Regions from separate parts of the Homo sapiens genome. Here region 2 is linked to region 1. A link is a loop called in an ENCODE intact Hi-C map of the cell type or tissue named here. Cell type or tissue: IMR-90. All regions are shown on one strand. Links, peaks and the distances in the headings refer to the core of each region. The heading gives the core; the rest is flanking DNA. Region 1 overlaps DARS1 (aspartyl-tRNA synthetase 1). Region 2 has its middle 300 kb from the start of CXCR4.

Evidence for each region. A loop is a pair of places that touch in the nucleus more often than their neighbours do. Peaks named below come from ENCODE experiments on the same cell type or tissue, not always from the same donor. Only the 100,000 strongest peaks of a DNase experiment are listed, where the experiment ranks them.
Region 2: a loop joins it to region 1, with 9 times the contacts of the local background. A loop is called at or near these places in 6 of 110 quality-filtered maps.

Annotation. Positions count from the first base shown.
Region 1 is chr2:135,910,633-135,918,632 of GRCh38, forward strand. It overlaps DARS1 (aspartyl-tRNA synthetase 1), which reads right to left. Exons shown (of 16, transcript NM_001349.4): 11 at 5,594-5,740; 12 at 3,837-3,879; 13 at 1,854-1,934; 14 at 750-861; 15 at 507-578. Among named protein-coding and RNA genes, the nearest start is that of MCM6, 38 kb to the left of the region's middle. In IMR-90, for the core only: CTCF peaks have their summits at 3,308 (motif pointing right) and 5,809 (motif pointing right); no DNase peak of the experiment used is centred there.
Region 2 is chr2:136,413,426-136,430,718 of GRCh38, forward strand. No RefSeq gene overlaps it. Among named protein-coding and RNA genes, the nearest start is that of CXCR4, 300 kb to the left of the region's middle. In IMR-90, for the core only: a CTCF peak has its summit at 10,195 (motif pointing right); no DNase peak of the experiment used is centred there; H3K4me3 peaks cover 235 bases.

The DNA of each region.
Region 1 (8,000 bases), core at 1-8,000:
TTTCCAAAAAACCCCAAAACAAACAACAAATAAAAACTTCAATGAAACTATACATTCAAAAAATTTTTTAAGAGTGTTTGATATGGACATCCAAAGATGAGTTAAATATTTGCTCATTTTAAATTGCAGAGCAGTCCCTTACATATACTGTAGAAGTGATCTTAAAGTGAATCAAGTGCTGCATCTCAATAAAAACACTTAGCAGCTCTTTGAGCTATTTTAAGGTAGAGCTTTAATTTGTGCTAATGCGAATGAACTCACAGCAGCAGAGAGAAAACAGGATACTCCACTTACAAGACATTTGGCTTCTAAATTCTTAAGAGAAAAAAAATGGCTAGAACTTTATGACAATAATATTTTATAACACACAAGTTAGCTGTTTATTTTGTTTCTTGGAAATCAAATTTTCACTTATGTCGTAATTCACTTTTAAAAATTCTTGTAATTCAAATTTGTATTATACTTAGAACTTATGAACTTATTTGTAAGCAATAACAGAATATTACCAATGCCTCCACCAGCATGAGGAGGGGCTCCAAAGCGGAAGGAATCAATGTAAGCCTTAATTTTCTCCAAATCTGCAAAAAGACACAAAACAAAATATAATTTATCATCTTATTTATCTTAAAAGGTCACAAAAGCAATTACTGTTCAATGGAGATTTTTAAAAAGACTGAGAAGTCTTTTAAATGTTTACAATGTATTATTTTCAGAATATACACTCCCCTAAATTATTTTAAGTTGTTTACCAATTCCATGATGTAAAGCTCTCTCTGTTAGCAGTTGAGGATCATGTATTCTTTGAGCTCCTGACAATATTTCTTCTCCTCTCATGAACATATCGTAAGAGTTGGACTGTTTCTGCAAGAGAAAAAACACCAGTCCTCAAGTGACTACCATCCTATTTCTATTACATATATACGGAAAAAAATCTCTGCTGCATGAAGAGCAAGTTCATTTTTTCCTACAATTAACAATGCAATCTTGTTCTCTAAAGTAGAATTAAACTACTGAGGGCTGAATAACTTTTTCTTTGTTTATATCAGATTCTGTGCTCTCCTCCCACACCCCCCAATAACAAATCAGAGCATCACATCTAATTTTTAAGAAGCAGTGCTGATCCTTATTTCACTTTATCATCTGAGATGTTTTTAAGAATGATATTATTTTGGGGTGACTTTTGGAACTCCAAGTTATTAACAGGTGTGAGTCTTTAAATTATTATTATTTTTACTTTAATCCCCTGTCTTTCAATAAACCAGTGGTTCCCAAAGTGTGATTCCTGGACCAGTAGCTTCAGTATTACCAGAAATTTTTTACTTGGTCTGGAGTGGGGCCTGCAAATTATCAGGCTCCCATTCCACAGCAACTAATGAGAAATTCTGCCTCAGCAACTGGTGTTTTAAAAAGCCCTCCAGGTGATTCTGATGCATGGTAAAGTTTAGAAACCACTGCAATGGAAAAACGGTAAAAGACCGTAAGACATTATTTAGATTATTAACTCCCAGGATACAATGTGAATTCCCAGTTTAAGGTCAATGACAGGATGATTTACTAAAGTATGCAAATCTAGTAGTACTATTTATAATTTACATAGTCTTTCTCTCTCATAAATCTTCAGAAAAATGACCAAGTAAAATGATTTTAACATAGGTTTTTAAAACTAATTTTCTAGAATATTCAAATTTTACAATATCATTTTGACCAGTGGTGACAGACATCAATGGTAATACGTATGTCTATCAAAACTGCAAATTATTAATGAAAACCATTATTCCTATTATACAATCTGACAGTGACAATAAAATTTCCCTTCTGCCTCAAAATGGGTTACTTAAAACCAAATTACTTACGGGATTTCTTGGGTCAGGCATGGTATAGAAAGGTCTTACAGCCAATGGATATTTATCAAGAATATAAAAATCTGTATCATACTATAAAAAGAATAAATGCAATTAAAATACATTTTTAAAAAGTAAAATGGCTAACATTTTGGTAATTAACTTTATACAAAAATTTTGGTTCTTCGTAATTACTCTAATTATATTGTATATACAATGAATATCTTGCTTTTTTCAGTAACATTTTTATCCTACAGCATTTTGCCATGGTGTCATAAATTCTTGCAATACCTAATTTTTAGGCATTACTTATTATCCATAGTTTTTAAATTTTTTTTTTTTAAGAGATGGGGTCTTGCTCTGTTGCTTAGGCTCGAGTGCATGATGAGATCATGGCTTAAGCAGGAGCCTGGCTAATTTTTAAAATTTTTTGTAGAGATGGAATCTCGCTATGTTTGCCCAGGCTGGTCTTGAACTCCTGGCCTCAAATGATCCTCCTACCTTGGCCTCCCAAAGTGCCAGAATTACAAGCATGAGCCACAGTGCCAGGCCTACGGTTTAAATATTCATTTTTTTCCTTTTTTTTTTTTTGAACATGTAAGCCCTTTCTAATTTCTCCCCCATTCTAAATTACACTTTGATAAACATCTTTGATTTTTACTTTTTTCTTTGTTATTCTAGTTCATCTAGTCATTCTGATGCATTTTATAATGAAAAAAATTATCTCAAATCCTTTTGATTGTTATAGAAACTATATTAAGTCCATGAATTATTTTGGGAAATTTGATGTATTTTACAATATCCATCATTGAAAAACATGGATTATCTTCCCAAGAATTTAAATTTTTATCTAGATATATACATGAGATTTTGGTAGTTTTCTTCAAATGAATGCTACAACTGAAAGAAATAAATGACATTAACTTGAAATTATGACTTTTTTTAGAGAATGCTTACTATGTGACCTAGATTTAATTAAAAATAAATAAATTACATTTGAGGGCCCGGCGCGGTGGCTCATGCCTGTAATCCCAGCACTTTGGGAGGCCAAGGTAGGTGAATCACCTGAGGTCAGGAGTTCGAGACCAGCCTGGCCTACATGGTGAAACCCTATCTCTACTAAAAACACAAAAAATTAGTTGGGTGTGGTGGTGGGCGCCTGTAATCCCAGCTACTCGGGAGGCTGAGGCAGGAGAATCGCTTGAACCCAGGGGGTGGAGGTTGTAGTCAGCCAAGATAGTGCCATTGCACTCCAGCCTGGGCAACAAGAGCGAAACTCCGTCTCAAAAAAAAAAAAAATTACATTCCAACAGTTTTTGACTTTCAACATTTTTGATAAAACTTGAGATGAGGATGTTAATAGCTGACAAACTGAAACTGGCTCTGCTGAAACAGCATTTTAAAGGTATAAACTGAATATTGTATGACTTCAGAAATATCAGTTCTCTAGTCTAACAGTTTCAACTGCCACCAGTAGGAGGAGCTCAAGGACTAATTTTCCTTTTCATTATATCATTATCTTAAAAATTTTAAAAAGATCATACTAAGTTTAGCTTTTATCCTCTTTGGAGTCTTGGTTTTAGAAAATGAGATTGGAAAGTAGCTATTACATAAGAGGGAGAGAGGAACCTCATTCATCTTGAAGTCTCATGAGACAGCAGGGGTACACAGGGAAGACCATTTCTAAATAATTTTCAAATAACTTGGAGGTCATTTCCAACTAATCCGACATAGGTATCACTTTTAGAGACACCTCAGAACAACTTCGTAAAAATATTAAATACTGAGTTAATCAGATCATCTGGGAGAAAGGCAGGCTGTCTGAATATTTCTCAATTTTCTAAGAAAAAAATTTTTTTAATGTTGTCCTTCTTCGGTTTTTATTTATTCCAGAATCATACCATTCTAGGAAGCTCAGACCCCTCTGCAATTGTTTTTAGTCCCAAGAGACATTTCAGAATTAGAAAAAGAAATCCAGCATATAAAGAGTCCTACCTTTTCCTTTACCAAATGACCCAACAGCTTTTCATTTGGTGTGCTGAAAAAGAAACGTGAAATCAGTGTTTGAAGATCAAATGGCAACTTAAAAACATTAATAAGGAACTTCTTCTATTTGAGTTTCTCAAGGGATTACAAAATTTGGCCAGAACACGCAGTTGTCTATTCTGCTCTTTTCTTAAAAGGCAAGTACTACTGAAAATCACTTATGAGTATACCTTGGTACAGTGACTCAGTGCTTAGTAGATGCTGCTCAAATATTTAATTAAAGCAATAAACAGAATATAGCAATTCATTGATTCAGAAATATCATGGATGAAGTAATTTCCTACAATTACACATAATAAAAGTTCGCTATACTAATATGGGCTAGTCTTGCCATGAAATAATCTTCCCTTTTTGGTACTCTTTATCAATGGTTTATGAAATAAAAATTAGTATTATCCAAGGTTTTAAAAGTGTTTATATAAACACGTTACATTTCTATGGCCAAGAGGTAGCTACTTCAGCTTCTATCTTATGTAAAAACAATTTCTAAAATACTTAAAAAAATACTACCTAAGCTTATAGGATTTTCATCTTGCCTTAAAATGTCATCTAGCAATGTAGGCAATATTTAAAGCCATATATATATATTTTTTTTTGTTAAACAAAAATAAAGGGTTTTGGGTGAATTGTTTTTTGAGAAACCCTAAAAAGTGACAATAATCATTTCCTTTCCCTCCTAAATACACATGTATTGTGATGGTTTAAAGGAATCATTCAAGGAAGTCTTGAATAAAATATAAGTAGATAGAAATTACCTTTACATGTTTTGTTTATTTATTTTTTACAGACAGGCTTTCACTCTGTCACCCAGGCTGGAGTACAGTGGCATGATCATGGGTTACTACAGCCTTGATACTCCTGGGCACAAGTGATCCAATTGCCTCAGCCTCTGGAGTAGTTGGGACTACAGGTGTGTGCCACCATGTTCAGCTAAATTTTAAATTTTTTTGTACAGACAGCATCTCTCTGTGTTGTCCAGGCTGGTCCCGAAATCCTGGCTCATATGATCCTCCTACCTTGGCTTCTCAAAGTACTGGGATTACAGGCATGAGCCACCATGCCCAGCCTCAATCTTTATTAAACTACATAATTTGTTTCAAAATTATAAGTCGTATGATCTAAATTTAGATAATACTATACTAAATACTATATATAATATAGTATGTATGACACTATATAAACAATATTGACTTTTATAACTTTTGGATGTTAACAGTTTATACCCCGATCCTGTGTGGGGATGGATTTAGACTGCTGTCTACCTTCTCTAATACCACTAATCTGGAAAGAGAAGTAACATATTAGAAGATAAAATCACAGGCAAAACTCTCTATACTCTTTAAAGAGTTACAAACATGAGGGGAAAATAATGGAAAATGGTGTTTATAAACAAAATTATGAAAACTTAGGCAAACTATAGTAAACACTTTTATTTCAGATCACACATTATATAAAAGAGCATCATACTGTATACCAAAGTTAATAAAATGTAAGTGTATCAGGTGAAAAAAATCATTTATTAATATTTTCATTTTTTCTTATCTTAAACCAAATTACCAAGGTTTTAAAAATCACAAAGACAACTTGGAGGACGGGTCAATAGGTGCAGCAAACCACCATGGCACATGTATACCTATGTAACAAACCTGCACGTTCTGCACATGGATCCTGGAACTTAAAGTAAAAAAAAAGCCACAAAGACAAACCTCAGATCGTCTTCATCTCCCATTTCGACTCCAGCTTCCCTAAGCATAGCCAATGCTTCACAATATTCTAGTCTTAGAGTTGGCTCCAAAAATTTGAATGGCTCACATGGGAACTGTTTATTCACTGTTTGAATTTCAGTCTGAAACCTATTTGCAGAATGATTTAGTTAATAAAATGTATGAGATAAATGTTTCCCCCACAAGAGGTCACTGTGGCAATATACAAAAATCAATCTTTGAATCAGTATATACACCAGGAAAAGCATTATCAAATTATTAAAGAATGAAATTTAAATACTTAAAATATTTAACACCATTTTTCAATCTCGTTTTTGTAACCACAGTAACATCAAAGGATTAAAAATTTTCTTTATAATTCATATCAGTTAATATGGTTAGAAATATAAAATGCCCATTTTATGAAGCATTACAAAAATCTGACTTTTTAATCCTTTAACAATTCTTGTTATCACTGAGGAAGACCAAATTAATGAGTATTTGTCTTATCTTCCCCCATCAGTATTACACTGTATGTTCAGGGGAGTGCCAGTTTCTTTCCCATTTTGATAATCTCTATAGTACAATGCCTACCCTATATATATAGAAGGTACAGGACAATGTTTACTGCACTGAGCTGAATTTCTGCTATGGAAGATGATATTTTATTGAGATTTAAAAGGTCTATTTTTGACCGGGTGCAGTGGCTCACACCTGTAATCCCAGCACTTTGGGAGGAGGATCACTTGAGGTCGGGAGTTTAAGACCAGTCTGGCCAACATGGTGAAACCCCATCTCTACTAAAACTACAAAAATTATTTGGGTGTGGTCGGGAGGCTGAGGCAGGAGAATTGTTTGGGCCTGAGAGGTGAAGGCTGCAGCGAGCCAAGATCGGCCATTGCCCTCCAGCCTGGGCGACAGAGCAAGACTCGTCTCAAAAAAAAGAAAAAGAAAAAGAAAAAAATGTCTATTTTTGCTGGAGTATTTATGTATTAAATGATGGCTGGGATTTGCTTCAAAATAATAGTGAATGAGGGAAATGGGTAAACACAATTGGCCACAGGTTGACAAGGACTGAAACTGGTTGATGAGTTCATGGGGGCTCATTAGACTATTGCACATCCTTTTGTATGTGTTTGAAATTTTTCCATAATTAACAGACTTGAAAAAAGTATGTTTATATTCTATATACAGAAAAAAGTATGTTTGTATTTTATATATAGAATTCTTTACCTAGAATTTACATTCTATTTTTATTTTTTTTAATTTCTGAGACAGGGTCCCACTCTGTTGCTCAGGCTGGAGCGCAGTGGTGCAATCTTGGCTCACCACAACCTCGGCCTTCTGGGCTTAATCGATCCTCCCACCTGAAGCCTCCTGAGTAGCTGGGACTACAGGTATGTGCCACTATGACCGGCTAATTTTTTGTTACTTTTTGCAGAGATGGGATTTCACCATGTTGCCCAGGCTGGTCTTGAACTCCTAGGCTCAAGCAATCTGCCCGTCTCGGCCTCCCAAAGTGTTAGGATTACAGATGTGCACCATGCCCGGCCTAGAATTTATATTCTCGAAATTAAAACACTATCATTTCTTGATTGGTCTTACAGGCTTTCGTGGGAATAATAAAGCTTAGCCATTGATTTATTAAAATCTTGATGTAAGAAGGGTTAAAAAGACCCCATAATTGATTTTTTTAAATTTGTTTTTTATTTTTTTAGACGGAGTCTTGCTCTGTTGCCCAGGCTGGAGTGCAGTGGAGCTGTCTCGGCTCTCTGCAACCTCTGCCTGCTGGGTTCAAGCAATTCTCCTGCCTCAGCCTCCCAAGTAGCTGGGACTACAAGCGTGTGCCACCATGCCTGGCTAATTTTTTGTACTTTTAGTAGAGATGGGGTTTCACCATGCTGGCCAGTCTGGTCTCAAACTCCTGATCTCCTGATCTGCCCACCTCAGCCTCCCAAAGTGCTGGGATTACAGGCATGAGCCACTGAGCCCAGCTCCCAAATGATTTTTAAATAGCTTTTCTTTGCTTTATATATCAACTCCCATTCATCATGTCTATCAATGGTAGTACAAAAATATGACTATCAATACTTTAAAATACATTTATATATGTATTTTATACACATATATATTTGGATATATATACAATACATATACATACAATAGAATACAAATACATTTGTATATGTATTTTTCTATGAGAGGTAAATACTAATGATAAACACGAGAGGAACATGACACAGGTCAGATAACCCAATAAACAAGCCCTGACACCAAAACTTAAAATTCCTAAATGACTTGAAGAACATACAAAGAAGGTTTTTATTTTCAAATTGCCACCTTAACTCTACTGAAAAAGTTCAGCAGTAATGGCGTTTGAGTCTAATTTGTAAGTAGAGATTTGATTAAT
Region 2 (17,293 bases), core at 5,217-13,216, 510 kb after region 1:
ATGCCCATCACTATCCATTTATAAATACATAAGTAAGTTCTTCTTTAGCATTTGAACATTTTACACCTTTACTTTCTTTCCTTGAATTTACATATCCCGCTGACTCCACAAAATCTTATCCTACTATATAATTCTTTATGCTTGAAAGTTTTTTATTGATCATCCTAGCATGTTCTTCTAAATAAAAAAAGCATTGATTAAAATTGAATTCTTTTTTATATGCTGTGATCACTAAACGCTATTAAAATTATTTTCAAATGGGTTATTTTTATAATCGTACACAGATGCACTATGAGTATACTATTAGCACAGCAAGATTACAGTTTTGATATTAGTCATAAAATGTAAAAAATGTTTTGGAAATGTATCTCCTAAATGACATGATTTAACAAATAGTTACTGTATTTATCGATGAATATTACTTATTGCTTGAAAGAGATAGGGTGCAGCATCAATTGTATTCTGTTTTTATAGAAATAAAAATTCATATGTACTATTTATTTTGTAATAAAATCATGGTATCCATTACAAAATAAATAGTAATAGAAGGGGTTTATTATTTGTGTATATGCATTTTAAATTACTTCATGGTTATATAACAATCACACAGTGCTATATCACAAAAATTATTTTAATAATTTTAATAATCTATCATTTGACAACTCAGGTCCTTCTTCAGTTTTATTAAAAGCAATGAATTGAAAATAACCCACACTGCAAAAGATTTGTTATCTAGTTGTCATACTTATTCACTCTCTTAATTTTTAAAAACTTTGCTGGCAAGTGTCAATCCACATTAAATTATTATTAGACTTAATTTTTCATTTAAAGGCATCTTTAACCTGATATATTGGTAAGTGATTGAGAAAATAAAAATATCAGTCATTGCAAAATATCTTTGCTAACACAATATTTTTCTCAAATGCAAAAACTTTAAATGTACTTACAAACTGTGGAATTGAAGCTTTTAATTTATGGAAAATATTTACCATGTCAAACCCATCAGCCAAAGTTAGCTGTTTAGTGCCGGAAAGCTTCTGACTTCTGGGTCCAATTCAAGTGTATATCTCTGTGATGACCCTCTTGCTTCTGGTTCTGACTCTCACAAAGAAACAGCTAAGTGGGACGTGGAGCCTCACTTGGTGCTTGTAGCCCTGGTGAAGTAAGGCCTGGGCCACTTTTTTGGCTTTGCTCAGGTCTCTGCAGCCCTAATTTATCTGATGCAAGTTGGGGCTAGATAAGAGGACACAAAGTCGAAGTTCTGAGTATTTGAATTCAGAACTTTCAAACATGACTGAAATACCTTGTCTTTAACCCCACAATTTGTCTTTAACAGAATATGTTTAACACCAAGAAAGACAAGCAGCCTCAACGAGTGCCTGGCTGAGACACTGACATTCCCATTTTCCCCTGGTCTGGAAATACCTGGACCCATGACCCTTGGATAAAGCCCCGTGGCAAGAGACAGGCAGGGTGGGAGGATAGGCATTTATTGTAAAGCGAGCCCAGGGGTCGGTGGAAGTAGGGAATGGGAGGGGGTACCCGCAGACCAGCAAGAAGCCTCTACCATCGAGGAGGCCACAGGAGGGTCTGTGTTAGGGAGAGTGGGGATGTTCGTGGGAAATCTGGAATTTGATTTCCCTAACATTATCCATGGCTGCAGATCCTTGGTGAGGTGTCTAGTTCCCCTGGGATGCACTTGTCCCGGATGAAGCCTGCTGGACTAGCGAACTACTGTGCTGGAGTCTGGATTGAGGATGAAGTTGGGGAATGGGCACCAGTCAATGTCCCCGCTGGTCCTGGGTGTCCTGGGCTGTGGCCTGCTGACTCAGCTCTGGCCGGCCTGGGAAGCCCTTGGATCCCTTCATCCACTTGAGAAGCTTCCACACAGCCTGGAGGATGGTGGGGGAGCTCCAGGCTGATCTGGCTAATTCTTCCCTGGTAACCAAAAAATGCACTTTGTCTTTTTAGGCAAAGCTTCTGACTCTTCTATTTTCTTGGGAAATGGCCTAGCAAACCATTAACATTTGATCAATTCAAACCATCATGCCATATATGATAAATATATACAATTTATATTTATCAATTAAAGATTTTAATCATGTATATTCATATTTGATATTAGAAAAGTCTATTGCATTTCAGTTCTGAGTTGAAGAATATGGAAATAAGTTGAAATAAGTAAAAGAAGGGGGATTATTCAGCAATTGTAAAATCAAAAACAAAAAAACCCCAAACCATTTGATTGAAACTTTGCCAATGTCGTGCGAGGGTAGAGTGGATCTCACCAAATACATACTGCGGAACCGCTTGCGTTTCCTTCCTCTGAGAGCGAGACTTTCTATCATATTTGGGAAACTGCTGGTATGCAATAATCTGTTCTGAACCTTCCTGAATCAGCTCATCAATTAATTGCTTAGCTTTCTAGGCTAGGTAAAACCCGAGCAATCTGTTCCTAAATCTCAGCTTTGCAGAGTCACACAGGAGAAGAGGGGAAACTCTTTTGATGTGTCTCCTCCCCGTCTTCTCCATTTTAGCCATTTTTGGGTAGTTTGGGTCACAGAGAGCTCATAAAGCTGTATTGTTTAAACACTTTGCTCGGTTTGAATGGCATGAAGTGCTCATTATCCAATTTAAACACTTTTTCTCATACATAAAAATGAATGGATTTCACTGTTCTTCCCAAAATGCCAATTTCAGGTTTGTTTGTTTGTTTGTTTATTTATTTATTTGAAATGGAGTCTCTCTCTGTCGCCCAGGCTGGAGTGCAGTGGCATAATCTCGGCTCACTGCAAGCTCCGCCTCCCGGGTTCACGACGTTCTCCTGCCTCAGCCTCCGGAGTAGCTGGGACTACAGGTGCCCACCACCATGCCTGGCTAATTTTTTGTATTTTTAGTAGAGACGGGGTTTCACCATATTAGCCAGGATGGTCTCGATCTCCTGACCTCGTGACCCACCCGTCTCAGCCTCCCAAAGTGCTGGGATTACAGGCGTGAGCCACCGTGCCTGGCTTCAGGTTTATTTTTAATAGAAATTAAAGCAACATGTCACATGGCAATGATTGGCTGGGCTAAGTAGTGGCTGTCTTCTTTAGATGGTGGCATTAGCTCTCTAGTTTGCCATAGAACTCATGTCACCCTTGAGTTTTCCTGTGCATTCCCTGTAGGAATTTGGTTTTGTGACCTCTAGATGAAGGCTTATGGAGGCAGTTTATTAATTTCCCCAGTAAACATTAATTGAACACCGAAGATGGCTAGCCATCCTTGCAAAAATCCCTGTCCACATAGAGCTTAATTCTAATGTGGAAAGACAGACAATAAATAAGCAAATTATACAATATGTTAGAAGTTGATCTATTGAGAAAATAAAGCAGAGAAGAAGATAGCAAGTGTGCATAGGGGGCAATTTTAAAATAGGAAGGGCAGGCCGGGCACAGTGGCTCATGCCTGTAATCTCAGCATTTTGGGGACCGAGGTGGGTGGATCACTTGAGGTCAGGAGTTTGAGACCAGCCTGGCCAACATGGTGAAAAAACCCCGTCTCTACTAAAAATACAAAAATTAGCTGGGCATGGTTCCTTGGGAACCTTGGGAGGCTGAGGCATGAGAATCCCTTGAACCCAGGAGGCAGAGGTTGCAGTGAGCTGACATTGTGCCACTGTACTCCAGCCTGGGTGACAGAGCGAGATTCTGTCTCAAAAATAAAATAGGGAAGGGCAGGGAAAGGCTCACCATAAAATTTAAATCAAGATTTGGAAGAGGTGAAGGAACTGTCATGCAGTTATGGGAAGAGCATTCCAGAGGGAACAGCAAGTGCTAAGACCGTGAGGCAGTGGGAAGTTAGGGCAGTAGGGCAGCTGTAGAAAGAGTGATGGCTGGGGTGACAGATGCTGCTGTGTGCTCTAGATGAGCCAGTAGCCCACTCTGAGCCTCACCTTCTTCATATGAAAACATGGGCTTGAGCAAGGAGATTTCCAAGTTTCTATTCAGCTCTGACATTTGGTGATGGTAGGGCAAAGCCCTTCTCTTAGGGAAAGCGGGAAGCTGTTTGCCAATGGGAATGTGCTTATGGAATTAGTCTTTTATTATTTCTCTTAGAATAGAATCTGAAAAAGTTGGCTTTGGCTTTGGACTCCTCTAATAAGGGAGAGAAGGGCCAGGCTAGAGTTTGGCAGCTGAAACGCACACACACGTGCTCTCTGAGGGCTGAATTTCCGATGTACCTGGGGCACAGATGGGTCAGAAATGAATGGAATCAGCAGAGGCGATTGCTATCATTTTTTATTACTGTTCAGTGTTTGATTTCTGCTGTAGCCCTGGCAGATGACAACAGATTGTTGGGTATGAACAAGAGAAGATTATTTTCTATCTGATCATTCTTTGTGTGTATTTGGGGTGACCGAAGGTTTTTAATATTGAAAAGTCAAACAGCCTGGACCATTTCACCCACCATCAGCTTAGCCTATTATTTACAGTCCCATTCCTTTAACTTTCCAGTTCTTGGAAAAAAAAAATCAACTATCGACTGTTTGGACAGATAATGTGGGAAGATGAAAGTGGGAGATAAATACACATCTTCCATTACTCTTAGATCTCTTCTGGAGTCTTCGGTTGACACACAGTCTCCTATTTGTGCCTTATGTGGGTGTCCCATGAGAAAGGTCCATGGATATGGCAAGTATTCTTTAACCATGTCATGCCAAGGATTTGGGCATAGCAAGGGACTAAGTGCCTGGAAGAAATATTTCAGCATCTGGGGAGTTCTTTAAAATACACAGATAATTACTTCGAGATTTCTATAATTTAACTGCAAGTGTTAAAAATATATTTCCGAGGATTGATTGGGTGCTAAGCCAGTGTTTACATCTGGGAGGTAGGTCAGGGACAGGGGGCGGTGACAAGGAAGAAAGGGACATTAAGACTGTGACTGGTCTGGGATTTTACCCCACTTGCCAGCCGACAAGTTAACCTGCCACAGTTTAATGGATGCTGGTGGACTCCTGGGTCAGAGACAAATAACTTTACTATATTCCACATTAGCAGTAACCAGAATATCAACATTTGTATCAGGGCAATGTGGAGAAGGCCAGGTAATGCCTGTGTGTGCAGTGAGTTGTGTTACAGAGGTACCCTGAGTTCAGGGAATCCAAATCTTTTCTAACAGGGAATAAGCATGGCTGGGCTTAACTCCAGAGGCAGATGCCATCTTTATGACGTGGGCAATAAACAACCTTGCTCTTTGCTCTGGAGGGAGGCACAATTTCTGTCTTCCAAGGCTGCTCTCTATACAAACATCCTGGGAAAGATAGTCTCCAGCAAAGGCAGTCAGACACATGGAGAATTGTCTTCCAAGAGGGACTTAGAAATATTTTGGCCATAAAGATGAAATTAACTCCCTCCCCGCCAGCTCCCTTAGGTGAGTTTACCCCTTGGGTCACAGTAGCTTTTTCTCTTTAACTTCCAAGGAAATCCAAGGAGACACATTTCTATCTGAACTCAAGGCACAAGTCAAACCCTTCCTGGGGTCAAAGGCTGAGAAGAATTGTGAAAGCTCTGTCCACTTCATGACCTGTATATCCCTTTTACTTTGCTGCTCATTGCAAGGTAGTTGAACATTCCGACTATTAGAAATGCTAATTTTACATCATCTTTAACCTCGAAGGGACTGCAGGTTGTTGCCTGGGTCAGTCCTTGACTGAGACAGACTTTACATTTTGGGCAACTAAGGTTTGGAAGAATTAAGTGTCGTCTTCAAAGTCATTCAATAAAGACCTAGTGGAACGATGATTCCAAGTGAGGTCCACGGAAATGGAAAATTTCCTGTCATTTTCCTCAAAACCAGAGTTTTGACTAGGGAATCTTTTTAGACAGGATCGACCAAGAAAGGTTGAGGGGAAACTAAGATGAAAGATGGGTGATGGTCCTCAGAATACCTTTCCTTAGCAGTTGTCCAGAAAGCAGTGTGTGAAAGAGATTGCCAGTTGCCTACCCAGTATCCATGCTCTCTTGTTTTTTTAGGATAAGATCCCTGTATATTTGAGTATGGCAATTCTTCCAACTTTTATTTAGTTTTTAATTTTAAAATTTCTAATTTTAAAGATTTTAATTTGTTTTTAATTGAAAAATAAAAATTGCATATATTTATCATGTAGAATGGGTTTTGAAATACGTGTCCATCATGGAATGGCTAAATCAAGCTAATTAACATATGTATTGTCTCACATACTTATCTTTTTGTGGTGAGAACATTTAAAATCTCTTTGAATTTTTCAAGATGCCCTGCTTAAAAAAACAAACATATTTGTTAGCTTTCCTTGAGGTTGGGGTGGTCAATGAGGTGTGAGTGGAAGTCACTTCCAGCAAAATTCCTTCAAGGGGATTCACCTGGCTGGCAGGAGACCCATTCCTTTCCCCGTCTCCCTTCTCCCTGCCTGGAACATGGCTAGGATAACAAGTCCCAGTGACAGTCCTGGGATGGTGAGGAGACCTCATGGATGGAATCTGAGTGGAAGATGGTGGAGCAGAAAGTGAGAAGAAGCCTGGGTCATCGCTAACACCATAGGGCACCACGCCAGCCCTGGACAATGCACTTTTGGATTTCTTCTGTGTGAGCGAAAAATGATGCCTCCTTTTTTTTTTTGCCACTGTATTTTTGGGTAGCAGGTGAATGTTAATTTTTAACAGATAGTGGGTGCTTACTGATACCTAACTGTGATCCCTGAATGTTCATTGTATCCAGTCGAGTTTCTTAGTTGCAAGTAACAGAAAGTTTGGCAACCTTTAGCAAAAAAAGGACTAATGAACTTTTTAAGAAGGTTTACAGGGTCAAATAATGGAAGTGATGGCTGAGGAACTTGGAGCAGGTGGGCACCAGATTGTTCCAGAACATCTTATAGTGGGCTCTGCTCATTGTTCTCTCCAGGGCTCCACAGGAATCAATGGATCCTAATTTCTTGTCTGTCCTTGTGTCACTGTCAAGATTCAACATCTCAGGGAAGCGAGTATTCTATTGGCTGAGCCAAGGTCACAGGACTGCCCTGTATCAAGCTGGCGAGAGGAAGGACAGAGCAGAAGGAGCCTCGTGGAGCCCCTCCAGCTTCCACTCTGGGAGGGCAGGCACGTGGTTTTATTGTCCCACGAAGACTGCACACAGTGAGGGCCAAGGTGATTCCCTACAAGGAAATCAGAGCATGGTTGGGAAGTGACACTACTGAGTGCCTCCCACCATTAAACAGGATTCAGTATAGCAGATTTGGCGCTTTCTGTGATGAGGTGAATTGGTCAGGATAAAAGGCAAAGATTGTTACATGAAGGCTTCAGGGATGAGCAGTTTCTTACAGACCTGATAATAGCAGTGCCTTTGAGGAGGGCAAATGCTTCATGCGAAATAATTCTTTTAATCTTCTCCAGTTGATGTAGATGTAAGTGATATTTCATGGTAAAAATACTAACACATCTATTTCCTCAGTTGCCTCTTTTTCTTCCTTTAACTGGCTGCAGTTTCTAATTCACACTCATGAACCTGTCTTCAACAATTACAGGTCTTCATGGATCTCCCTAAGTAGGGGCAAATAGTCTTGTTCCTCTGTGTTGGGAAACCAGGGCTCCAGAAAGATCAAGGGCTGTCCCCAGGGCCACAGGGTATGAGGGTGGGGTGGGGAGGTAAAAGCGAATTACAGAGTCTGTGGCTAAGGTGGCTGTAGGTCGTCAGTTAAGTGCTGGCTGCTGAGGAGAGCGGGCCTCAGTGTGAAGAGGCTCATGAGTAGAGAAATGAATGTGATTGTCTAGCCTCAGAAAGTCTAGGTTGTCGTGAAATATTAGTGAAATATGTCAAGGAATGCAAAAACTTGGAAACTTAGACTCTTAGGGTCCCCACCAGACCTCAGTTTCTTGTTGCAGCCATGTCTCAAATGCATCACTGGGGATGGGTATTGACAGGAAAGCAAAGGCTGAAGTCTCTACCCTGCTGAAAATGCTCCACTGGCTTCCCAGAGACAGCAGAATAAAACCCAGTCTCCTCATTCTGGCCAATATCTTTTTTATTTTTTTGAGAGGGAGTCTCGCTCTGTTACCCAGGCTGGAGTGCAGTGGCATGATCTTGGTTTACTGCAACCTCTGCCTCTCAGGTTCAAGCGATTCTCCTGCCTCAGCCTCCTATCTGGGATTATAGGCACATGCCACCATGCCCTGCTAATTTTTTGAATTTTTAGTAGAGATGGGGTTTCACCATGTTAGCCAGGATAGTCTCCATCACCTGACCTTGTGATTTGGGAGGCCTTGGCATCCCAAAGTGCTGGGATTACAGGCATGAGCCACGGCACCCGCTCTAATGAGATCTTTCATGACCTGTTGCCTTCCCATGTGCTCTCCTTTTTCCCTCTGACTTCCCTGCTGCTGCAGCCACTTTGGTCTTCTTTCGGTTTCTGCAACCTCTTCGCGTGTGGTGCCAGGGAATGCTCTGCCCCAGAACCGTTGTTTGGCTGACTCCTCCTTGCCATTCTGGTCTCAGTTGAGACGTTGCCTGCCCTAAGCGGGCTCTATTGGCTGGCTTCCATTCTAGGCTCCACCATAGGCAGGCTGTGTCATATTCAGCTAGCCCTTAACTGCTCTGTGCCTCATTTTGCTGAGCTGTAAATGGGAATCAGGTTAGCCTTGTTATCATATGGTTACTGTGTTCTGGCTTGCTTTTGTTATAGCACTAAACACTCTTTGAAATTATTTTGTTTGCTGATTTGTTGTCTGTCTCCTCTAGGCTATTAGCAGGTTGAGTAATTGGAACTACATAGAACCCAAAGTTTATTCATTAGGCAGGCAGTGATGGAGCAAAACCTCACAAATGCATCCTCATACATCATCTGGACCCTGGATTCCCCACCTGAGTTGTGAAGGAGTGGGCTACACCCGTGGTTCTGTGTATCAGAATCACCCTGGGGCCTGTTAAAGCTAAAGGTACCAAATAGAATTACCAGACAATCCAGCAATCCCGCTTCTAGGTATATATTCAAAAGAATTGAAGCAGGACCTCAAAGAGATATTTACACATCCACATTCATAGGAAAAAAAAAAAAAGCTGAGAGGCAGAAATAACCCAAGTGTCCATTGACAGATGAATAAACAAACTGTGGTATGTAACACAGATAACTATTGTTCAACCATAAAAAGGGAGGAAATCCTGTCTCATGCTACAACATGGATAAGCTTTGAGGACATTATGCTAAGTGAAATAAGCCAGTCACATAAAGACAATATCGTATGATTATATGAGGTACCTAGAACAGTCAAATTCATAGAAACAGAAAGTGGAATGGTGGTAACTAGGGGCCTGGAGAAGGTGGAAGGGGAGGAGTTGTTTAAAATACAGAGTTTCAGTTTTGCAGGAAGAAAAGTATTTTCTTGATGATGTGAATATACTTAACGCTACTGAACTGTATGCTTGAAAATAGTTAAGATGGTAAGTATGTTATTTTTAAAAATTACAATAAAGGTAGATTAAGTTAAAAAAATAACGATGCGGCACCTAGATTCTGAGTAAATAGATTGGAGTGAGTGGGGCATTGACATTTTCAAAACCTCCCTGGGAGATCCTGACACTGCTTAAAGTTTAAGAAACTCTTGGCCGGGCGCGGTGGCTCACGCCTGTGATCCCAGCACTTTGGGAGGCCGAGGTGGGCGGATCACTTGAGGTCAGGAGACCGACCACTTTAGGTCAGAGTTCAGCCTGGCCAACATGGTGAAACCCCGTCTCTATTAAAAATACAAAAAGTAGCCGGGCGTGGTGGCTTGTGCCTGTAATCCCAGCTAGTCGGGAGGCTGAGGCAGGAAAATTGCTTGAACCCAGGAAATGGAGGTTGAAATGAGCCAAGATCGCGCCATTGCACTCCAGCCTAGGCGACAAGAGCGAAAACTCCCTCTCAAAGAAAAAGGAAAAAAACTCTTAGTTAACACTAGCGTTAACCCCAAAGTTAAAGGTGAGTCTGGTTTGGATTTGGGGCATTTAAAACTTGCATCACCCCTGACATAAAAAGTCTGAATTATGCGGAGAAAAAATGCTCCCCAAATCCTCCTCACGAGCTAATTTTGCCGAACGAATCCGCTTCTCACCTGCATTCGCGCCTCTCGCCGCCTTTCTTTCAGGCGCACAGAGATAAGGTGGGCAGAGGGCACTGGAGCCAGCCCACCGGCGGTTTTACTCCTGGTGTCCACAAGGTGGCAGGCCAGGCACTTGGATTTGCGCAGCCAAGGGCGTGCGCAGCCCGCGGCCGGAAGCGTCCCGGCAGATCGCAGACGGGGTGTTGAGGGACCCCGCGCTTTTGCTTTCTTATGATTTGGGGGCTGGTACCTGGGCTAGAGCTGAAGCCGGCAGGTCAGTTTCCTGGGAGCAGGGGTGTGTCTGTTCTCAGAGAAGGGTTTAAGCCGACTCCCACGTACGCCCTGGAGGCCATAAGAGCATCTCAGAGGCACGCAGGACCTCCAGCGTGTGCACGAGTGTTCAGGGATAATGTGAACAAGCTGTTCTGTTTTTTTTGTTGTTGTTGTTTGTTTGTTGTTGTTTTTGGAGGGCAATGTTTTGGTGATAGTTTTAAATACTAAAAGGTCAAAGGCAGAATAGATGTTTTGTGTGGTTTGAAAACTCCTCAGTGGAGGGCCGAGGACTCCAGTTAACATGCACTTGCTGTTGGATATTTTATGGGCATTTAAAATATATGGACTTGCTCACCCACTTCAGGCTTTGACCCAGCAAGGGGATGCAGTCCATAACAGTAAATGAGTCAGCGAGTGGCCTGGTGACACGTTAGGATGAAAAGTGGAGGGGGAATTTTTATATGCTTTTAATATGCTGTTTGTTCCTACCTCAAGCTAGGACAGTGGTTTCCTGTAGGTACAAAATGCTTGCACGTGGTTTAGGGCTCCTGAAGACACGAGGAGGCAGCCCAAAGAGCAGAGGCTTGGGGTTAGACGGGCACGGGCTGCACCTCCAGCTCAGCCTCCCACCAGCTGTGGGATTTGAGACTGGTACCTCATCCTGGCTGAACCTGAGTTCACTCCTCTGTGCGATGGGGATGAGAATCCTGGGGTGGGGTGAGGAGTAAAGGAAATGCAGTTCGTCTGTTCCCTCTTTTAGCACACACAACTTCACCACCTGTGTGCCAGGCACAAGAAGGTTCTGAGGATGCTAAGGCAATCAGGCATGGTGATGCCTCCCAGGCAGATATGCTGAGGGGTGTTTTCAGTTCAGCAAGAGAGACAGGGGTCTGCATGGGGTGCCCCGGGCTGGGGACTGGCAGGGGAGGCAGCAGGACGAAGGCAGGCAGAATTAGCGGGTGTGGATGTTCAGGGAAGGAGCGGAGAGAAACATAGATCAAGCCAAGGTAGCAGATTGGAGACCAGGGGGTTTGGAGTGTACACTATTTGCCATCATAAATAGAATTATTTACCATGATTTTAAATAATGGAGAGATTTCTCTTGAAATTCCAGGTCCTCAGCTTCCCTGGAAAAAAATAGACATGGCTACACCGAATCAGTATTTCCACATCAAACAATGGTCTGAAACTATGTAGTGGTTGCCTTTCTACAGTGTATAGACTGCAGTCCCCACCACACCCTATTGCACACCCAACTCTACCTGCTTCCCTTGTTGACTTTTAGTCCTTGCTTCTGTGCGGAGCAGCTGCACACAGTGGGTCCTTAATACCTGTTGTTTCCCTTCACTTCTTGAGGGCCCAGATGGCCTCACAGGTGGCTTAGAAGAATAAAGGAGCCATAGGTGTAGTCAGGATTCCATTTACTGGGTCTTCTCTTTCACTTCAGGGGTCTTTTCACCTTTGCAGTGAACTTCTGGCCACACAGCTAGGTGTTTGGTGAATGTCAGGGAGGCTTGCTGAAGTTACAGTTTGTAGGGCATTTTTTGTCAGCCATGCTTGGCTCACTTGAGAGAACCACATGCAAATCCCTCTCCAAAGCACCATTTCCCCATGAATAATAGAAGACTGTTTTTGGGAGGATGGAGACCCTGTAGTTCTGTAATAATAGCATTTTCATGAAGGAAAATCACAGCCTCACCATGAGCACAGCTGAGAACATGGAACCTATTATTGAGACATTCTGGTTAAAATAAAGCATTATCCCATAAGATGGGTCTGCCTGTGGGAGTCTTTGGAAAACCAGGTGAGAGGGATTTGCAGGTCCTGCTGGAAATGAGTTGGTAAAAAAACATCCTTCCATCCAAGGATGATTAAACTCAATCATGAGGCTGCTAGGAAGCCCTGGTCTCACCTTCCTAGTGGGAGGCAAAAGTGGATAATTCACTGTCACAAAAGAAAGAGAGGAGTGAGAATGGGGTGAGGGTGGTAAAGTAGAAGAGGGAGGGAGGAAAGATTGCTTCATTGTGGAGTCCAGGCTCACTGGAAGTGTCAGGGGGAATAGCTACAATCAAGGGGTCCTTCTATGGGCTTGAGGGTGGTGCCATTTGTAGAGGACAGTGGGTTGATGTGGTTGTGCCATTGAATGTGGACTGTACCCCGAGTCAGAAACCAAGAGATGGGGAGACAGCTGCTGACAGAGGAGGCTGGGACCAAAGGACTTAGAGGGGAGACAAGCGAGCCCTTCATCCTCAGACAACGCGGGAGGCAGGGGCTGCCCCTTGACCCTCCTCTTATTACTTAACTACCCTTTTGTCCCCGTTACATTAAAAGACATTTTTGTTCTGCAATTTACTGAAACTCAGAAGTATAGAGAATAGTGTTTCCTGCATATTAGAATCACTTGGGGATCTTTTAAAAATTCCAAAGCAGAGTCGCTTTCCCAGACCATGTAAATCACTGTCTCTGTGGGTGGAACACAGGTATCAGTGTCTTTGACACTCCCTGGCTGGTTTTGATGCACAGACAAATGTAGGAACCACTGGCATTCCTGCCTGCTCCTATCACTCAGCCTCCCTCATAACCAACATGTGGCCAGTCTCGCTGATCCCACAGCTTTTGTGTCCTAGATCCCTAATTTTGCCACTGCCCACCCTCCTTCCCAGATTCTTCAGAAACAATACTAGGCTTCATGTTATTTCATTCTTACATGCTTCAATATATAAAAACTTTTTAAAAAGTGTAAAACAACATTATCACTCCCCCCTCCACAAAATGAACAGTATTCCTTAGGATCATCTAATATTCTGCCTGTGATGCTCAGTTTAGCTTTTGAGACATTTATTCCTCTACTTTATCTTTGATTTTAATTTGATTCTGAAGGGATAAAGTTTCCCCCTTATTTGGGGGGTAGTGGTGTTGGTGAAAGGGACATACAACTAGCTCACCCCTGATAACCTGCCTCTTTTCCTTAGGGTGACTGGGGGTTCCAGTCTCTTCAGGGACAGTCCCGCCCACATTTGTGAGGACAGTCATTCAGGCACAAGGGGCTCGTACAGTCATTCAGCAATCGTTGATTGGGAGCCTCTATATATTCAGACACTGTGTTAGGTGCCAGGGGATTGAGTCTGTCTTTGTCATCATTCTGTTTAGCACGTTGTAGGGACTCAAGAAGTATTTAGTTCAGTGATAGAAGTATATGTTTTGTTCCCATAAAAGTATATGTTTTTGTTACCATTATGGTCAGCAGCCAATCCATTGCTGATGTATTGAGTCTGGGTATGCAATACCACTTTATAAATCACATATGCACAACACTTCTACATCATACCTCTTTACCTCTGGAACTTCTACATTGTACCTCTTTACCTGAGAATCTATGAACATTTTTTCTATTAAGTAATTTTCACGACAACTTCATATGTGGTTCCCAAATGAGGTGAAACAACATGGCAGAGTTAAATTGTAGTAGCAGGGAGTGGGGGCAGCCTGAATGGTTGAAATGCAAACATGCCGTCTAAGCCTTATTCCAGCCACGAGGCTTCAGCCGCCTCTTTCTATCAAATCCTTTCAAAGGAGTGCTAACATGCAACAGAAATTGATTGGTATGAAGCTGACCTTCTTTTATTTATTTTACCCAGCTTCTAAGTGTAACACTTACAAACAGAGCAATAAAATGTCCAGAAGGCAACCAATGTAACCAAAGGAGAAAGTGGGATCTCACTGACCCACATGTTTTTCTTTTAGACTATTTTTTCTGCTTAACACCCTACTATGTTTATTATTTAACAATTCAAAAAATATGGAAGGAAGAAATGAGGAAATGAAAATCACCCATATGTTACCATTTAGAGATAACGACCATTATCTGCCAGAGATAATTGACTGGGTGTATTTCCTTCTAGTCTTTCTTTTTTCCTATGCCTAAATATGGACTGTGTACTCTGATTTAATTAGAGTTAGTGTTATTTAAATATTCTTAGAACTTTGTGCTTTCATTAGCAATTTTTATTCCGTTTTCTCCTTCTTTTTCTCATTATAATCTTGTAAAGGATGTAAGGAAAATATTATTCTAATTTTACAAATGAGAAATCAAGGCCTGGAAATGTTAAGTGGTTTTTCATCAATGGCCCAGAACTCCTCACTTTTTTTTTTGAGACTGAGTCTCACTCTGTGCCCAGGCTGGAGTGCAGTGGTGCCATCTCAGCTCACCGCAACCTTGGCCTTCTGGGTTCAAGTGATTCTTCCGCCTCAGCCTCCCGAGTGGCTGGGACTACAGGCGTGCGCCACCACGCCTGGCTAACTTTTTTGTATTTTTAGTAGAGACAGGGTTTCGCCATGTTGGCCAGGCTGGTCTTGAACTCCTGACCTCAGGTGATCCACCCGCCTTGGCCTCCCAAAGTGCTGGGATTACAGGCATGAGCTACCGCGCCTGGCCAATTCCTCACTTTTAATCCAAAGGTCTTTTATCTTTTCCACCCCTCTTCCTGCCTCCACATTTAGACTGTTCCAGAAGGTATCTGACTTAAACCTTCTGGAGATGGGAACAGAAATAGCAGTAGGTCCCACTTCCATAAATAATCTTAGGGATTTCCGCACTGACGGTTCATGCCTCTTGTATCCAAGATGAAGCAGATTTAGAGAACACATCTGACTGGACTGTATATTTGCTGGGCAGAAATGAATACAGCCCATTGCAGTGATTGGTGGTTTGGATTCTCTAAACCATTTTTTCAACAATATAACCAGGATTTGACTTGAGTGGAATTGGAGAGGAAAAGGAGTTCAGAACTAATATTTTAGATGGATGGTATGTAAGTCTCAATTCTTTTATTTTTTTTAATATACTATTTTGTAGAGCTATTTTAGGTTCACAGCAAAATTGAGCAGAAGTTAGAGATTTTCCATATACCCCCTGCCCCATACATGCCTCCCCCATTGTCAACATTCCCTACCAGAGTGGCACATATGTTACAACTGATGAACTGACATTGACAAATCATTATCACACAAAGTCAATAATTCACCTTAAGACTCACTCCTGGTGTTGTACATTTTATGAGTTTGGACGAATTTATAATGACAGGTATCCACCATTATGGAATCATACATAAAATTTTTCTGCCCTAAAAATACTCTGTGTTCTGCTTATTCATTCCTGCTTCTCCCTTTAATTCCTGACAACCACTGGTCTTTTCTACTGTCTCCATAGTTTTATCTTTTCCAGAACGTCATATAGTTGGAATGATTCAGTATGCAGCCTTTTAAGACTGGCTTCTTTCACTGAGTGTTAATATGCATAAAAGTTCCCTCTATTCTTTTCAAGGCTTGATAAACCATTTCATTTTAGTACCAAATAATATTTCATTGTCTAGATATACCACTGTGTATCCATTCCCCCATTGAAGGACATCTTGGTTGCTTCCAGGTTTTGGCAATTATGAATAAAACTGTTATACACATCTAGGTACAGGTTTTTGTATGAGCATAAGTTTCAACTCCTTTGGGTAAATACTAAGCACAACTGCAGAATTTTATGTTAAGGGTATATTTAGTTTTGTAAGAAACTGCTAAACTGTCTTCCAAAGTGACTACTATTTTGCATTCCCACCTAGTAATGAATGAGAGTTTCTGTTGCTTCATATCCTTGCCAGCATTTGGTGTTCTCAGTGTTTTGGATTTAGGCCATTCTAATAGGTGTGTTGAGGTATTTTATTATTGTCTTAGTTTACATTTCCCTGATAACAAATGATGGGTACATCTTTTCGTATGCTTATCTGCAATCTGTATATCTTCTTTGGTGAGGTATCTGGTTAGGTCTTCGGGCCATTTAAAAAATTAGGTTGTTTTGTTTTCTTATTGTTGAGTTTTAAGAGTTCTTTGTATATTTTGGATATTAGTCCTTTAAGAGACACATATTTGACAAATATTTTCTTGCAGTCTGTGGCTCTTCTTACTGTCTTGATGGTGACTTTCATAGAGCAGAAAATTTGAATTTTACTGAAATCCAGCTTATCAGCCCTTTCTTTCATGGATTGTTCCTTTGATGTTGTATCTAAAAAGTCTTTGCCAAACCCAGGTCATCTCGATTTTCATCTATGTCATCTTCTGAGAGTTTTACAGTTTTGCATTTTATATTAGGTCTTTGATCTATTCGAGTTAGTTTTTGTGAAGGTTGTAACGTCTGTGTCTAAATTCTTTTTTTTTTTTATGCGGGTGTCAGTTTTTCTATAACCATTTGTTGAAAATATTATCTTTTCTCCATGTGTTGCCTTTCATTTTGCCATAAACCAGTGACTATATTTATGTAGGTCTATTTCTGAGCTCTCTATCCTGTTCCATTTATCTATTTGTATTTTTTTTTTTTTTAGGCCCATACCACACTGTTTTGATTACTGTAGCTTTGGTCATCAAGTTGACTTGTTTTAGTTTACTTTTAGTACTGTAATTCTTGAAGCTGAGTAATGTCATTCCTCCAACTTTGATCTTCTTCAGTATTATTTTGACTATTTTGGATCTTTTGTCTTTTTGTATAAACTTTAGAATTAGTACCAAATAATATTTCATTGTCTAGGTATACCACTGTGTATCCATTCCCCCACTGAAGGACATCTTGGTTGCTTCCAGGTTTTGGCAATTATGAATAAAACTGTTATACACATCTATGTGCAGGTTTTTGTATGAGCATAAGTTTTAACTCGTTTGGGTAAATACCAAGCACAATTGTGGAATTGTGGAATTGTTAATATCTTCAAAATAGTCTGCTGAGATTTTGATTGAGATTGCCTTGAATCTATAGATCAGTTGAAAATAATTGATATTTTGACGATATTGAGGCTTTCTATCCATGAACATGGAATAACTCCATTTACTTAGTTCTTCTTTGATGTCTTCATCAGAGTTTTGTAGTTTTCCTCATATAGATCTTGTATATA